2 separate regions of the Homo sapiens genome follow, and region 1 is linked to region 2. The links are chromatin contacts, found by Hi-C or POLR2A ChIA-PET in ENCODE. All regions are on one chromosome and are shown on one strand. Each heading gives the region's core, a stretch centred on a gene start or an enhancer-like site at or near the end of the contact. The rest is flanking DNA. Distances are from core to core; before and after follow the strand shown. Region 1 overlaps JUN-DT (JUN divergent transcript). Region 2 holds the start of HSD52 (a long non-coding RNA gene).

Evidence for each region. A loop is a pair of places that touch in the nucleus more often than their neighbours do. ChIA-PET counts read pairs that join two places held with the same protein, here RNA polymerase II (POLR2A). Pooled maps may share reads with other maps.
Region 1: a map of PC-3 shows a loop between it and region 2 (2.6-fold over the local background). The contact joins the enhancer-like site here to the promoter of HSD52 in region 2. A Hi-C loop is called at or near these places in 2 of 168 maps with a recorded cell type or tissue (MCF 10A and PC-3), 1 of 37 single-sample maps with no recorded cell type and 6 of 50 pooled maps. POLR2A ChIA-PET finds 5 or more read pairs at or near these places in 2 of 52 experiments (AG04449 and PC-9).

Annotation. Positions count from the first base shown.
Region 1 is chr1:58,844,882-58,851,517 of GRCh38, reverse strand. The region is part of intron 1 of JUN-DT (JUN divergent transcript); the gene reads right to left. It overlaps LOC107984961 (a long non-coding RNA gene), which reads left to right. Exons shown (of 2, transcript XR_001738081.2): 2 at 116-559. Among named protein-coding and RNA genes, the nearest start is that of LINC02777, 56 kb to the left of the region's middle. Within about 2 kb of position 2,262, at least 20 of the 41 ENCODE cell types and tissues checked have a DNase peak (open chromatin) inside an H3K27ac peak, as active enhancers do; they include PC-3 and PC-9, where a contact is called at or near this core.
Region 2 is chr1:59,142,313-59,148,193 of GRCh38, reverse strand. HSD52 (a long non-coding RNA gene) reads left to right here and starts at 1,387. Exons shown (of 3, transcript NR_027120.1): 1 at 1,387-1,518. RefSeq lists a silencer at 1,229-1,378 and an enhancer at 1,499-1,558.

The DNA of each region.
Region 1 (6,636 bases), core at 1,013-3,512, 300 kb after region 2:
CAAGAGCTCCTACAAGGGAGTGGCATAGGTGCTGGCTAGGGATGTAGGGGTCGTGATTGAATACAATTAGGTAATGTCTTCACAGGATGGTAAACACCCTTGTATTCTCTTGAAGGAGCTGAAACGTATGAACACCACAGCTTCAGGGCCAGGCAAAGTTGGGTTTGTGTCCCAGCAGTACAACTCTCCAGACTTTGAGCCTCACTCTCCTCTTCTATACAATGGAGCCAATGACACCTCTTTCCTGTGTATTAGAAACACCACCTAAGAAGATGTAGATAAAGTGACTGCAAGGTAAGAATTCCATAAATATTAACTCCCCTCCCCACCATATCAGAGAACCCTAAAGTTGAGAACTGCATTTCTGTACATATCACTATATTAAAAACCTAAAGGGGAAAAAAATGGACTATTCTAGTGACTACTTGTTCATCTCCCACTCAAATGCCAAAAAATGTTTTTTCAAGGGAAACAAAATAGTAGGAAAAGGAAGGATGCTTTAAAAAAAAAAAAAAAAGTCTCTCTTCTCCCTTGCCCTAAAAAAAAAAAAAAATGGTTTCTAGAACATCAAAAGCTCCTCAAAGGATCAACAATATTTTTTGATGATGGAAGTATGAATAATCAAACATATGGATTGCATTTCTTTAAATTATGCAGTACCTAAAAACCAGGAGGGAAAAGAGGGTGCTGGTAAAAATGTTTTTCACATTTTATTAAAACCTCAAGTTCTGAGAAATACTTTTATGACTATTACACACACACACACACACACACACACACACATATATTTTTCTCTATCCAACTTTCAAGAAAAAATAAATTATCACAATGAGCACTTTCTTCCTGCTCAAAGTGTTGTTCTGGCCAGTTCTAATTCTTCAGCACCAGCTTCATTCATAGAAATTAGGGGACCATAAAATGGTTTGGCTCCCAAGCTCTGCTAACATAGCAGTTGTGTGACCTTATGCAAGTCACTTAAATTCTCCAAGCTTGGGCTTTCTCTATTGTAAATAGGAAGCAAAGTCCAGACTTCACAAATGGTGGTGAGAATCAAATAGAATGAGACCCTATTTGAACAAACCTTGTAAATTGCAATGTCAAGTTCATGTGAGAGATGGAAATGGCTCCAGGAAGCTATCTGTGCCTGGACAGGGATACCAGCAATGGTTAAAGAGGCCAAGTGCCCACCTTCAAACTCCTGCTCTGCCTATTATAAGTTGTGTGTTTCTGGGCAGATAACTAAGCCACTCTATGCCCATTTACTTATTTCCAAAATGGGATATTGCTAACAATAATGGTATCTACATCACACAGTGGTAATGAGGATTAAATAAGTAAATATTTATAAAGTAGTTAGGATAGTGTTGGTGTTTGTTCTGAAGGAGAGAACACGAGAAGAAGGAAGGAAGGAAGGAAGAGGGAGAGGAAGAAGGGATGGAGGAAATAAACATCCCACTAGAGATCTCCTGTGCTGGAAATTCACCATTTAGTCCTTGGTATTAAGTATTATCTTTTCTAAGAGTCCTTTTTGAAAATGCAAATGTTCATAAAAGGCATGGCATAGCAATTCAAATTTAATGTGCATTTATTGAGCAAGTACTGTATGCAAGGCATTGTGTTGTGTCATATAATCCTCTGACCCCTTCGAGACTGGGAGTGGGGAAGGTGACACATGGAATCAAGAGGAAAAGGGGAGACAGAGGGAGAGAAAGAGACAGAAGGGCCATTTCCCCTACAGTGGATTTGGCATTGAAAGGACTTGGGTCCATATGTCGGCTCTGCCAGTCACCAACTCCATGATCTTGGACAAGCATTCACCACCTCAAGTTTTACCTTTTAAAAAATCAGGATAATGACAATTAGGTTGCTGTGGTGACAAAATGAGATCATGTGTGTACACATCTAATTTTTCTCCTCCCTACTCCCCATTTTTGTGACATGCCTCCTGTGACTTCTATGCACTGGATGGAAAGGAATTGCTAATGGCTGCAGCTAGAGGACTAAAGTCAGAACTCTGTGAAGAGGACATCAGTTTGCCACTTTCTCTGTTCAGTAAAAAGGCAATTTTTGTGGAGACCATGCTCCACTAACTCATAGGAAAGCATTTTCTCCCTGTGACATCTCCAGTCGATTTCAGCCGGCAGTAACCAAGTGACTAACTCTTCCTCCAGGGGCAAAGAGCCAGACCTGGTGTTTGACTTCTCCCTAGCCTCCCAAGTGCAGAGATGATTCCTACCGGATACTGGTCCTTGGAGGAAATGGGAGAGAAATTCAGCTTTGGCTTTAGCAATTCAACTGATAAAGGAGGCAGGGAAAAAGCTAAGTGAGACAGAGAGACTACAAAGCCCTCTTCCTGGATCCTGGCAGATGCCAAAGGAAGAATCTGCGAGTGAGTAATTCTGCAGCCTGGAGCCCAAAGGCTGCAGCCAGAGGTCTGTGCCAAGAAGGCAGCGGGTGCAGGAGAGGTGGGCGGCTCCTGGGCTGGCCTTAACCGGATGGGGGACAGCTCAGTGTGAGTCAGAGGCTGAGCCTCTGCTCCAAGGGCCTCCTGCAGGCCACATCCATTCAGATAGGCCTCCCACGAAGGAAGCTTTCCCCTGCATAGACTCAGGTGGCCTTTATTGTGATAGTGTGTCATCAGTAGGCATTGCATGCAGATGATAGAAAATTCCTGCGGTCCAAGCACAAGTCTGCACAAAAACAGAACAGATAGTCAAGGACGCAGGTATCAGGTCTGTGCCCAGGTTGTGGGCTGCCGAACTCCCATGCTGAAAATGACAACAGCTATCATTTATTGAGAGCTCACCTGGTCCCATCACTGTGCAAAGTGCAAGCCAGCTCCAAAGCCCTTATGTGCAACTACTAAACATTTTGGTCTCCAGAGTGTACAGTAGAGCTAGGAGAATATTAGGTAAGCCAGTTCTCTAACTACCTCAGTTTCCCCATTGCAAAATGGGGATGATATTTGCCTACATTATGGGTTACTTTGAGAACTGCAGCACAGCAATTCAAAATCCAGGCTTTTGAGTCAAAAAGATCTGGGTTCGAGTCCCAGCTCTGCCTCTGATTTGCTGTGTGAGCTTGAGCAAATGTCTTATCCTCTGTGAGCTTCAATTTCCTCATGTTTTGTGGATCGTAAGAGAACCAACCTCAAGGGTTATGACAAAAATTAAATGAGATAACATATGAACCTGCTTCCTCATCTGTAAACCAGAGAAAATAATACACATTTTTCTCATTGTTGTGAAGAGTAAATAACATTTTAAGATGGTTTATTAATATATTTCATATTCAGTAGGTTCATGGTTATTATTATCATTATTACCATTTCCATCAAATAAGCCATTATATAAAAAGTTATTGATAAATTTTAAGAGGCTGTTTTTGATCAAAAATATATTGTTTACTATATTTAAACAAGGCTCTAAATGTGGTAATTAGTATTTTTATTATAACTGCCATTTTCCTCATATACTACAATCTCAGTATGGGGCAAGGGAGCAAAAAACTCACTTGATCTCTCTGAGTTCCTTTTCAGGAGAAATTTAGGTTACATTAGGATTTTCAACCTCAGACCTGTGGACCCAAAAGGGTCTGGGAAAGTAGTAAAGGCAGTGAGAGAAGGGTACCTAGAGGTATTTTCAATATTCCAAAAGGTATGGGAAATCATATACTTGTCAATAATGTGACCTCCACAGACTATCTTGAAGACCAAGTTTCTTTTGCTTCAGGTTGAAATTGTAGTGGCTTGGCATGGCACTACTAGTTAACTGCTGTTCCCCCGACCTTCTATCTGGCTGAAGTGTGGGCAATAGACAAGCTCTGTTAATACCGTGGGACTCTGGAGCCAGAGTCCCTGGCTCCCCACTTATCAGCTGTATAAACTTAGGCAGGATTTATAACCTTTCTGTGCCTCAGTCTCTTCATCTGACAATACTGGATAACAATATTGCTTCCCCATGGAGCTATCATAAAGAACCATATAAGTAAAGCAGTTAGGATAGTGCCTGGTCCACAGTAATCACTCCATATGATGAACTCAGTTGTCATTGTCATTGCTATCAGATTTCAAGAAACACCTTCCCAGACTCAAACATAAATAAATCATCAATGGTAACAATTGGAAGCATGTTCAGAGTGAGTTTCTGTGATGGGGAAGAAAGAGAGCCCACACTTATTGGATGTGTATGAGACACTGGGCTACATGGTACAGATGTCATTCTATGGGATTTGGCTCACCATGATGTAAGATGAGTGTGTTACAAAGGAGGAACCAAGGCTCAGAGGGGTCCCAAAGTCACAAAACTAGCAAGTAGAAGAACCAAGATTCCAATACAGCCCTTCTGGACCCCACAACAAAATTTCGATGAATTATACCATGGGGATGCCAGGAGAAAATTAAATTACAGAGGGTAATTTTTCTCTTTTTTTTTTTGAGATGGAGTTTTACTCTTGTTGCCCAGGCTGGAGTGCAATGGCGTGTTCTTGGCTCTCCACGACCTCCGCCTCCCAGGTTCAAGCGATTCTCCTGCCTCAGCCTCCTGAGTAGCTGGGATTACAGGCATGCGCCACCATACCCAGCTAATTTTGTATTTTTAGTAGAAACGGGGTTTCTTCATATTGGCCAGGCTGGTCTCGAACTCCTAACCTCAGGTGATCTGCCCACCTCAGCCTCCCAAAGTGCTGAGATTACAGGCGTGAGCCACCAGGCCCGGCTCAGAGGGTAATTCTTAAACAACAGCATGAAAGTCCTTAGTCTAGGGTTGTAGATGCTTGGTGACATGGAGCATTCTTCTCCTCTTCTGATATTGGCAACACTGAGAAAAACTTCTGAGCCCTCTTTGGAGAGAAAGGAGTCATAGAGTTCTCCCTCTCCTGGTGGGCTTCAGCTTCTCTTGTTATCCTTGGAATCCATACCCATATTTATGATAGCCACAGATTTAAACAGTTCTGAGGAGCCTTGGTTGAAAATCACGTTTCTCATCTTGGCAGTGGCAAAGAAGTAATTTTTGCTTCCCAATTCACTTTAATTGATCTTTTAACTAATGTATTCAACCCAAGACTTGAGAAGGTAGCAAAGAATGACTGACACTCGTTCACACGTGTGCTCATTCACTCCACAAACACACACCGAGCCTTCTGTGTCCCAGGTTCCGTGTCGGGTGTTAGGGACACAAAGTCGCTAGCATAAAGAGCTCTCCATCTACCAGGGGGTGCAGACAAATATATAAAAGGTGGCAGTTGCCACTTTAATGGAGGCAGCCACAGGTCCCTGAGCTCACAGGTGTCGATCTTCCCTAGAGGAGTAGTGAAAGGGCCCTGGGAGGAGGTGGTGTCTTACAAGACCACTAGGGTTTGCTGAGCAGAGAAGAAAAGGAGGAACTGCATCCTCAACAGAGGAAACAGCATGGGGAAGGGCCTGATGGCATAAGGAGGCAGCAGTCAGATGAAGAAGGACCTCGAAAATGCCCTGCTCAGAAGCTGGGATTTTATCCTTGGAGCTACTGACGAACCTTAAGCAGGGGAATGGCATGATCATATTCTGCAAGTTTCACTTGTGCCATTTCCTGGTTTGACCCCTTGACATGTTTTATCAGTAATATTCATGAAGGTATCTGCCATCCCAGAGCTTTCATCTATACCAAGAAATTAGATGACAATAATTATTAAAATAATAAAAATCTCATATTAGAGTTATATTGAAATTTCTTTCTTACTTAACAATGAAGTTCTAGAAGACAGACAAGATTTTTTTACTAATGCTTTCCCAGCGTCAACCACACATAATGCCAATATACAGCAGCTTTTCCTTAATAAACATGTGGTAAGTGAATGAATGAATGAACAAATGAAAGTTTGTTCCCACTGCTCAGTTTGCCAAGTACTTTCATACTCAATTAAATCTCTCAAAACTTCTGTGAGGTAGATAATTCCCCTCCTTGCCCTGCCCCATTTTGCACATAAAAAACCTTGGGTCAGAAAAGAAAGACATCTCATAGTGATACAGGGACAATATAAAACAACATGTATGGCAGGCACCATGAGAAAGCACTCACTGCTAACTGGAGTGGCCAGGGAAGGCAGCCTTGAACCTAGCCTTGAAGACCTAGTGTGTGCTCTTGGCCCCACTGGCCCCCACTCAACATCCCTCAATGCTGGAATTTTACCTTATTAATAGTCAGCCCTCAATATCTATGGATTCCACATCCTCAGATTTCACCAACCACAGATCAAAAATATTTAAAACAATAATAATAATAATAAATAACAACAATAAAAATAATACTTTTTTAAAAAATGCAGTATAACAACTATTTACACAGCATTTACATTGTATTAGGTAATCTAGAGATGCTTTAAAGTATACAGGAGGATGTGTGTAGGTTATATGCAAATACTACACCATTTTATATCAGATTAATATCAGGGACTTGACCATCCTCAGATTTGGGTATCTGCAGTGATCTTGGAACCAATCCCCCATGGATACCGAGGGACAATTGTGATTGGTATTGTTTATCGAGTATTTACTATGTCAGGCATTGTGCTGACAGGTTCACATGCATTATCTCATAGTTTCACATGAAAATTAGAATAGTAAATACAGCCACCAGGTCTATTTAATGAATAAGGAAT
Region 2 (5,881 bases), core at 138-2,637:
CAGTTACAATGGCCCGTTTGATGAGCCTCAAACACATCAGGCATGCTCCTGACTCGGGACCTTCGCGCTGGCTGTTCCCCCTGTTGGAAACGCTCTTCCCCTAGCTATCCTATGGCTTAATATCTTAACTCACCTCATCAATAAGGCCTACCTGCCCATCTTATTTAGAATTGCAACTCCAATTGCACTCCTTTACCCTACTCTTGTTTTTCTTTTTGTAACTGTTACTACCTTCTAACATATTCATTGATTTACCTTTTATTGTGTTTACTGTTAATCTCCCTATTAGGAAGTATGTTCTCCAAAGACAGGGATCTCGGTTTTATTTCCTTCATTATCCCCCATACCAAGTCAGTGCCTGGCATAGAGCACCTGCTGAATTAACTTTGTTTTTTGAATGAACGAAAGCGTCAATGGTGATGCTCAGGGCAGGTTTGGTCAGTGGACAGGCATCCTCTGTGTACCCTCTCCTCTCCGGAAGAAAAGGACTCTTTTTTCCTCTCCTGCAGTTGGATTTAACTAACCTCGCTTCCCGTTCAGCGTTTACTACTCAGGGTTCTGCCCTGTTCTGGATCCCACACATAGGCTCCCAAGAGAGTAAAAGAAGCAGTGAATGCAGAGGAAAACGCCCTGGATTGGAAGCTGGGATTCCTAGGTGCCCTCCTGGCTTAGCAGCAACGCACTTGTTTCCCCAGCTGTCAAGGGTTCCAGGCTCAGTGGGAGGCTGAACAAGGTGCTGACCGAGTTCAGAAGAAAAATGAGGGGAAAATCGTTACCTAAAGGGCAGTGGCTCTCCAGGGATGGTCCTTTGACCAGAGGAATCAGCATCACCACCCTAAACCCACAGAATCAGAAACCGTGGAGGGAGCCAGCAACGTGTTTGAATACAGCCTCTGGGTGATGCTGATGCACTCAAGTTTGAGAACTGCTACTCTGGGGGAAAGAAGGACTTTGTTGGAGCCTTGGAGGCAGGGACGGACTTCATAGGTCAGGCGAGAGGACAGGTCCCCGCGAGGGCGGACTAGCACTGGGTTGGTTCCCTGCATCCAAGGCCGCGCAGGGTGGTCCCAGCCCCAGTCTGACCTGGGAAGTTGGAAAGGCCAGGGCTCCTACGTGCTCACACCTCCACCCCAGGAAAGTCCCGGCGGCGAGGCCGTGACCCTCCGCCGGAACGCCCGCCTCCCTGCAGCCTCAGCCCCGCCCGGGAAAAACCGCTGCGACCCGGGGCAGGTCCGTTCCCGCTGCTCGCAGCCGGCGGTCCCTGGCCCGGCGGTCCCTGGCCTAGCGCCCCCGCGCCGCGCTGGTGGGGAGCGCGGCCCCTCCGCCCCGTGGCAAGTTCCCTTCTCAACTGCCCTGCGCCTCCGCTGGCCCGCGTGAAACCCTCTCTGCTGCCTCGACTGACTGTCGTTTCCGTGTCTTGATTGTGGCCTCTGCCTCTCCCCCTTCCGATTTCGTTCGACTTCTTTCTACAGTTACTAAGCGCCCACTGTGTGCCCTGGAAGGGACTAGACTCAGCAGGTAACGGGAAACGAAGGCACCTGCCGCTCTGAAGTTTCTCCGCATCTCCCTCCATCCTCTGTTCCATCCCCATTCTCAGCATTTGTCCCCTCCCTCCTCTTCTTTTTTTTTTTTTTTTTAATTTAATCTAAAGGAACCTTGCTTCTGGAAGACCTCACAGTAGAATTAAAAAGCCTACTTTTATCTGACTTCTAGAGAGTTGCAATTAAAATGTACATCTTACCTTGACTCATGCCAACAAGTTAAGCTGTTATCAGCTATTAACACCTCAACCAGAATTAGTTTATTAACCTAAAGCAGACAGCTTTATCCTATGGAGGTCGCCTACTTGAGATAAACTATTATTCACATACTTTCACTTTTGTGCCACTCACTCATTCAAAGAAAAATATTCAGTCGTTCAACTATTTATTGAGCACCTAGTATGTGCCAGCATTGTTCATGACTAGCACTGGTCGATGGCAATAATATTAACTACATACGACATTTTAAATTTTCTAGCAGCCACATTAAAGAAAGTGAAAAGACATAGGTAAAAGTAATTTTAATAATTTAACCCAATATGCCCTAAATATTATTTCAATATGTGATCAATATAAAAATTATCAATAAAATATTTTACATTTACTTTTTTTTTAATGCTGTGTCTTTGAAACTTTGTGTGTATGTTACACTTCCAGCACATCTCAGTTCCTGCTAGGAACATTTCAAATGCTTAATAGCCACATTGGCTAGTGGCCACTGTGCTAATCACTGCAATTCTAGACACTTGGAGAACAGCTATGGAAAGACAAAGGTAGAAAGTCAGTAAACTCATGAACAAATAAAATAATCATAAGTAGTGTTCAATGCTAGGAAGAAATTAAAACAAAGTAATGACATAGAATGATGGACATTACCTCATTTAACCTTTTCAATTCCCCCCTCAAGTTGAATAATAGTATATAACAATGTTATAGGCCGGGTGTGGTGGCTCACGCCTGTAATCTCAGCACTTTGGGAGGCCGAGATGGGCGGATCACGAGGTCAGGAGATCAAGACCATCCTGGCTAACACGGTGAAACTCCGTCTCTACTAAAAATACAAAAAATTAGCCAGGCGTGGTGGCGGGCACCTGTAGTCCCAGCTACTCAGGAGGCTGAGGCAGGAGAATGGCGTGAACCCAGGAGGTGGAGCTTGCAGTGAGCCGAGATCCCGCCACTGCACTCCAGCCTGGGCGACACAGCGAGACTCCGTCTCAAAAAAAAAAAAAAAAAGAAAAAAAAAAAACAATGTTATATAACAATTTTATAGCTATGAAAACTGAGGCTGAGACACAAAGAGCAACTTGTCCAAGTGCTTACAACTGGTAAATTCTATGTCCAGGATTCAGATCCCAGCTTGACTGTCTTCCATGCTCATTCCCATTACCCTACAAGGCCAGGTCATAAAGAAGACAGAGGGGAGGGAGGAGGAGTTGAATGGCTTTTGGGGTTTAAACTTTTGAGCACTGAACTAGGAATTTGGTGCTGCTGTGTGTTATTGATTAGGTCTCATGACCTCTCTGGGCCTTCCTCGCAGGTAACATGGAAAGCTTGGCCTTTTTCACTGGACCATTCACAAAGGGAATAAAGAGTTTTGAATAAAATAGTTAAACTTTTTATCCTCAAATGTACCTGCTTTTACACAAGTTTTGTGAAAAGCTCAAAGTATTTTTTTCCTTAGTTCGGGTGGACTAGACTAAAGACAATGGAGACAACATTGCATAGTGCTAGAAGCAGGGGGCTTTGAGTGGTGGTTGGCTGGTCATCCTAGCTATGGGAACTTAACTGTTTTGAGTTTCAATTTTCTTTATTTTAAAGCAGGTATCTACCTCATGGCATATTTGTAGAAGGGAAATGAAATGTTGCATGTAAGCATTTAACATAGCAACTAGCACATAGTAATCACACAATAAATATTGGCCATTATATTAACAGCCCCCATGGGTATTATACATTTGGCATTAGAAAGACTTGAATTTGAGTCTTAAATCTATCACCTACAGGCTGTGTGACTTAAACAAATCAATTAGTATATCTAGTTCATCTGAAAAATGGGAACAAGAACATTATTTGTACAATCTGCCACAGTGTCTCCATAAATGTCAACTAAGATTCTGTATGTAAATGTGCTTTGCAAGCTGTGAAGTGCTGCACTCATGTTGATTAATCTTGGTGGTTACTTTTCTGTCAAGGCTTCATATCCAGTCCTTTGCAGATCTGAGCTGCCTCATCATTGCCTTTGTAGCAGAAAACTGAGAACTCAATCTTATTTTTCTTTGTACTAGCAGCACTCATCAAAATGTTTTGTGTGCCAGTGTGTCCAGATTATTAAAGTTAGGAGTCAGAGGATCTAGTTTGGCCTCTGCTACACACTGGAGGTGTAATCTTAGACCAGTCATTTAACTTCTCCAAGCTGTTTTCTTAGTCCCAAAATAGGAATAGTCTTAATATTTGACTTTCCTACTTGTTGGGGTTATTCAGGATGATAAAAGAGATAAAAAGCCTGTTGAACACCATATATTTCTATAAAGGCTGAGGGGAACATTCCTAAGCATTATTCCCAGTAGGCAGCATGTCTTTCCTCCTGGCAGCTCTTAGCCTTGCAAAACAGCCTGATAGAACTACTAATGGTTTCCTGCCTAGGTCCCTGCTGTTTCATGCCTCGGTGCTTGTGCACTTTGCACAGGCTGGTTGCTCTGCTTGGAATGCCCTTCTCCTCATTTCCTCATCTTTAAACCTCACTCCTTATTTACGGGATGCCTAAGAAACTCATTTTCCAAAATCCAGCTTCAAAGAGTCTTCTCCCTAAAACCCATTTAGACCCATTCAACCAAAGTCAATTACCACCTCCGCTCTGTGTCCCACAGTAACCAGTAAAGACTGCCATCATATCTCTCATCACCCTGCAGTACAACTATTGTTTAATTATTCATTTAACGGCAGCAGAATAGCACAGCAAAGAAGCACATAGGCCCTAGAAACTGGGTTCAAATCCTGGCTCTGATACTTAACTAGTTGTGTTGGGGAAGTGACTTACTATCTCTGTGCCTCAGTGTCCTTAACTGTTAAGCAATGATGATAATGATACCTCCTTCATACAATTGTTGCTTGGAAGAGACACATTAAACCCTTAGAATAGTGTCTGATGCATAGCGGATGCTCCGTAAATCTCAACTTTTATTAATGTTTCTGTCTTTCTTATTTGACACCAAGGACTTATCCTCGGTGCCTAAAACAACCCCTGACACACAGGAAGAACTCAACAAATGATCGTTGAACTTATGACTCAGAGAATCCCACATGCCATGAATTCCTGTGTCTCTATTCAGTCCTCTCCCTTACCCCCTGGATCCTGTCCACTCTCCACTTTTCCTTAGAAACAGGTCTTGCAGCTTCTGCTTTCCATTCAGCATCAGCACTGCTTTCTTGGCTAGGAGTTCCCCTATCTCCTGCCCTGTTTCCTATTTGGCTTTCTGACTCAGATTCTTCCTGTTCCACCCAGCTAAGAGCCCTGCTTCAGACCCAACCTGCTAAGACATTGTTTTCTCCACTCATTCTCTGCTTTGAACCCTCCAGATCCCATACTTTCTACTGATTATATCAGACGTCTTCTGCCAGGAGTGTTAAGATCCCCCGTGACCACTAATTTATCTTCTCACTGCTTGCCTGGGCCTTTCTCTGAGCTTGGCAACCCCTTCACCATCTTATCCACCTACGTTATCCATCCACCCATCCATTCCGCCACCCAAATTACCCACCTATCTACTACCATCCCTTCAACTACCTACTCACCCATCCACCTCCCCACCCACCTTTCCATTCATCCATCCATTTGTCCACCCAGGCATTAAATTAACATTCACCGTGTATTTATCACCCTCCAGTCACCATATAGAACACAGACTTGGACAAGAAGAAAAGCTGGTCTCCAACTCCTTGTAATTTTTAATCTACAAACGGAAATCAGATAACTGAAGAACTGTACTTTGTGGCAGAAGATATTTTGTGTCATATGGGTGCTATCACAGGCTTCTAAATTAAGCTTCAGGGAATCTGAACTTCTTAAAATCATAAGCAAAATTGTGTGGGTGAGAGGGTGTGTGTGGTGCCTCTTTATATATATATGGGCGTTTCTCAAAGGAGAGGCTCCACGGCTCTGTGATATTGTCAAAGGGGTTTTCCAGGAAATACCAGGGGCCGGGTAAGGAAAAACCCAGGGAAGAAATAGCTTTAGTTTAGGGCTTTAAAGGGAGGAAAATGGAAACTAACATTTATTTCAGACCCACTATGTGCCAGGTAAAACTTCTAGTGTGGCAACCCTAGATATGTCCTTGTTTGGA